Linked DNA regions of Homo sapiens: region 2 is linked to region 1. Evidence: read pairs that join two places in POLR2A ChIA-PET (ENCODE). Cell type or tissue: PC-9. All regions are shown on one strand.

Region 1 (2,500 bases):
TGTACTGTCCTTGTAACTCTGCAGAGGATAGTCATATGTGAAGTCGATAACAGTATATCCTTTGAATACTTCCTTCACACTGGACAGAACTGTAAAGCTGGCCAAGTTTGACCGCATGGCTTTTGTTTGAGATCCCCTGCCCTCAGCTCTCTGCCTCCTGGGGGCTTCTCTTTCATCTGTTTTCCTCCAGCCTAGTTCCCAGTGAGCTGCTAACTAGGAAAATTATTTGAGCATCAAATTCTTGGACTGAAGTATCAGAAGTTGCCGGGCACAGTGGCTCACGCCTGTAATCCCGACACTTTGGGAGGCCGAGGCGGGTGGATCACGAGGTCAGGAGATCGAGACCATCCCAGCTAACACGGCGCAACCCGGTCTCTACTAAAAATATAAAAATTAGTCAGGCATGGTTGTGGGCGCCTGTAGTCCCAGCTACTCAGGAGGCTGAGGCAGGAGAATGGCGTGAACCCAGGAGGCAGAGCTTGCAGTGAGCTGAGATCGCACCACTGCACTCCAGCCTGGGTGACAGAGTGAGACTCCATCTCAGAAAAAAATAAAATAAAGTATCAGAAGTCAAATACTTAAGGTGTTCTTTGCCTGTGATTTTTGGTTGAAAGATTTGAATCCTTGTTGATATATCTACCCTCATAGCCTCTGAGTTGAGAGACACTCTTGTACCTACAACCCAGATCTAGCCAATAAAATGAGAATGGTGACAATGTTACTAAAAATAATAGCTGACACGTATTGTATATGTGCTATATACCAGGCACTGTTCTGAGACCTTTATGTATATTGACCCTTTAATTCTCATGGCAACCTTAGAGATAGGCACTATTATTTTGACATTTTTTTGGGTGCAGAGAACTTGCTCAGGTTCACACAGGTGATAAGTGTAAGAACCTGGATATGAGTCTGACCTCAGAACTTCTGTCCTCTCCCCTGTCTCTAGATGTGGAGGAAAATCTAGGGGGGCTTCTGGGAAAATATTCCCTCCCTGGCAAAAGAACAGCACAAGGAAGAAACCTTTTTGCCCCCTTCTTTCCTTTCCTTGCACGTCTTAAGAAGCAGTGGCAGCCATCTTGTAACGATGAGGCAATAACTTGAGGACAAAAACCAAGATATTCAAGACAATGAAATAAGGGATGCCAAAAGCCTGGTCCCTGATGACAGTACTGGGTTGTTAAACCAACCCCTAGACCACCAACCTCTGGACTTATTTTGAATAAACAATAAACATTGTTATCATTAAACTACTGCTAGATCTTCTGTTACTTGAAGTTGAAAGCTTACTAATGGGTATGAAGGTCTCCCATGTTACACCTTAAAAACTCTCCATATGGGCCTCCACATACACTGTACGTTGCCAATAAAACCTGCCAACCGTGTTTGGTCATTAGGTTACTAATGCCAGTAAAGGTCCATTACTTTAGCTAGCTTGGCAACAATAATATTATCTTCAGGAGTAAGATAACTTTCTTGCTAATGTTTTCTCTAAGCTTCTGAGTCATTACCCAAGAGAGCAAGGCCAGAAAGAATTCTAAAGAACCCTGGCAAACTGGCTCTTCTTCAAATTTCAAGATTCTTATCTAAAGATTCACACTCTTTGGTTGAAAATGGGAATATTCACCTGCTTTACACCCACACAGAGTACAATCTCAAATTCAGCACAGTTCAATGAAATCCAACCAAACCCACACAATTCAATGCAACACAGTGTAACACAATACAACGGACCCAACAATAAAAACTAGAGCAGGTGAGCGTGTATGTGTGTGTGTGTGCACAAATAAACCTTGTCATGGCTGCATGCTCCTTATTACCTGGGTGATTTTTTTTTCTTTTTGATGAAGTTTAGCTCTTGTCACCCAGGCTGGAGTGCAATGGCGTGATCTCAGCTCACTGCAACCTCCACCTCCCAGGTTCAAGCAATTCTCCTGCTTCAGCCTCCTGAGTATCTGGGATTACAGGTGCCTGCCACCATGCCCGGCTAATTCTTTTTTTTTTTTTTTTTTTTTAAGTAGTGATGGGGTTTCACCATGTTGGCCAGGCTGGCCTCAAACTCCTGACCTCAGGTGATCCACCCACCTCGGCCTCCCAAAGTGCAAGGATTACACATGTGAGCCACTGAGCCCGGGCCCTAGGTGATTTTTATTATCAGAAGATGACCACCTTCCCCATGGTTTTCTTCCCCCAAGGTACTAGAAAGAAGTTGCAGCTAACAGAAGAAGGGCAAGTTCTCTCCCAGTGGGCCCTTCCCAGGCTGGATTCCAGGACCTTCTCAGCCTGGATGTCACTCTGTTATAAGCTGATCACTCATCTTTCTATATAGACATTTTTAAAACATTTGACTTTTTACAATATAACACATCATTCAACCCCCTTTTTTTCCCATTAAGACTTTATTCTGGGAACGTCTCTTTGCTATTTTTAGGACCATTGATTTCTCTTTGATTCATTCTGCCTGCGTTATTCGTGATGTCCTCAGACAATACTTTCAGTC
Region 2 (2,500 bases), 150 kb after region 1:
TTATTTTTAGTAGAGATGGGGTTTCACCGTGTTAGCCAGGATGGTCTCGATCTCCTGACCTCATGATCTGCCCGCCTCGGCCTCCCAAAGTGCTGGGACTACAGGCATGAGCCACCGCGTCTGGCCCAATATCTTGAGTTTTAATAATTAAGCATTCTGGATTTTTAAAAGAAGATTATGATTGTAGGAAAATATCTCTGTCAGTTACCCAGGCCTACGGGAAACCTGGCTGGTTGGGACATGCGGCATTTAAGCAAAGGACCACACTCGGTTTATATCTGTGCATCCTAAAACCGGTAAGATCGTTAGAAAAAAAAAATGAACAGCACCTTAAGAACTGAGCTTCAAACATGCCCTTATAAAGTGCTATTTCCCCTTAAAGTTGGTCAGGATTACAAAGATGTTAACATCACAGCTTAACACACGGCACACATTCCAAACAGACTTATTTGAAAGGTAATGCTGTCTACTCCATCTCTCCAAATCAAATTTCCCAAAATTAATTCTTTGTAGTTCTCTAATAGATCTTTATTCCAAGTAAGCTCACTTGCTACTTAGCTCTGATGCAGAATTTATAACACTTTGTAGAGTATGTCATCTGAGCAATTTCAATGTGTTTTAGAGGGAATGATATATAATCTCCTGAAAATTCACCCCTTAAATAAGTCTTAATGGGCTGAGAGAACAGCAGTAGCTTAAGTGGATCTATTAAAAAAGGCTGAGTGGGTCAGTGATGGGGACAGAGATACCATTTTAACTCTCACTTCAGTTACTGATCAAAATACATTGGCAGTCTAGTTTGACCATTAAAGGGCACCCATGCACACACACACACACAGACACACAGACCTCTATATAATTCACTTGTGGATCAACACTTGCTTTCTTCCATTGATCTGAATCACAGATTTTCCAACAAAGGAAAGGTGCCAGACCATTTTCATCACCTCCCTTAGAATCAGTTTCATGCAGACTGCAGAGCATCTGTAATTCCTCTCATAGGGAAGTTAATTAGTGCAGAGAACAAGGAGACATTTTTCTCTGTCAATAGCCACAGAAAGGAAGACCCCTATGTAATTTTCAATGTGAAATGTGCTGAGTTAAAGTCACTGTTTTAGATTTAACTTCAGCAAAGGAATGACCTCTTTCAGTATTTACCAACTGATTTTTATGAGAGCTCAGAATAATGCTGTATTCTAATTTTACTTGGCTCTACCCCTTTAGTTGAGCAATCTTGGGTGATTCATGTATTTTCTCTGGGACTGAGTCTTCTCAGGTGTCAGGTGAAAGGGCTGACTATATTTGGGCGAAAGATATTTTCAGGTGTAAACTTCCGTGAGTTGTGATTTGGAGCTGTCCATGATCACAGCATCTGAAAGAAAACAAATTCTAGAGCCTACAGTATTTCCATTTTGAGGGAAAAAAATTTTCACAAAATCAGCTTAAAAATCAAACATTTTTCATCATTTAGAGCAAAGTAAAAAGGACTAAAAAAAAGAAACAATTTAGAGTATATAGCAAGTGCAAAAACGCTGAGAGAGCAATCGGGGTGGGTTGCTACAGGCCAATGTACTTTCCCTTATTTCTTTCCAAAGTCTCGGGCTGCAGGCACACAGATGTGCTGATTGTCCTGCATACCCAGCTCAATGGGCCGGTCAGGGTATGGGTGGCATTTCAGATATGCTTTCTAAGCCTTTTGAGAATTCAAATGCACAGAGTCATTTCTATTTTTGCAGAGCTACAATAAACTGGAGGGCCGTTCAAACACTGAATGAAAGCGTTCATTGGATAAAAAACATCTTACTTCCAGACCCTTAGATTATATTGTGATTGAACAGGAGTCTGGAAAGGCAGGCTTAAAATTAACAATCACTCACTATTCTAACTCAGCAAGGACCAGGCTGGACTGCATTCCAGCAGAAAGGAATCCTTATATTAAACTCAACATTAAACAAGTCAACTGAGGAACTTAATAGGCAGGTTTTTTTTCTACACCTGTGGTTAAATATTCTAATATTTTGATGTTTGTCAATAGCATCCTTTTGCAGGTATGGCTGCACCTCATTTTTTCCTTCTGTTTATTTCAAAGTTGACATTTTACAAGTTATTTAGGAACTGCTGAACCATGAAACTATTTTTCATTGTCAAAAATGCTGAATGGTGAAATAATGACTAGCTTTCACAGTTTGCCTCTTTATTTTATAATCTAGTTGAGCTACTAAATTTAGTTGTGAACTAACAGACTGTCTCTTCTGGGAAATAAGTTATTTCCCCCACTGCCTACAGGTTTTTGAATGTTTGAATGTAAATATCTGAATATATGAATGATTTAAGAACATAAACATATCACCATTTGTTGTAATCATGTGCATTTTACTTGAACCACAATGTGGGTTTGGAATAGGTTTGTGAATAGAGCTTGTTTTCATGTAAATGGGATCAAGCAGTACCACTGGTTAGCTATTCAGGGAATCAGACAATGCCACCCTTGCTGGAAACG

Evidence for each region. Peaks named below come from ENCODE experiments on the same cell type or tissue, not always from the same donor. Only the 100,000 strongest peaks of a DNase experiment are listed, where the experiment ranks them.
Region 2: POLR2A ChIA-PET joins it to region 1 with 6 read pairs; 1 of 35 experiments calls an interaction of 5 or more read pairs at or near these places.

The regions. Positions count from the first base shown.
Region 1 is chr2:44,894,273-44,896,772 of GRCh38, reverse strand. No RefSeq gene overlaps it. Among named protein-coding and RNA genes, the nearest start is that of LINC01833, 44 kb to the left of the region's middle. In PC-9, no CTCF peak of the experiment used is centred here; a DNase peak (open chromatin) is centred at 1,492.
Region 2 is chr2:44,746,217-44,748,716 of GRCh38, reverse strand. All of the region lies in intron 8 of CAMKMT (calmodulin-lysine N-methyltransferase), which reads right to left. Among named protein-coding and RNA genes, the nearest start is that of LINC01833, 190 kb to the left of the region's middle. In PC-9, no CTCF peak of the experiment used is centred here; DNase peaks (open chromatin) are centred at 1,256 and 1,996; H3K4me3 peaks cover 1,897 bases; H3K27ac peaks cover 2,500 bases.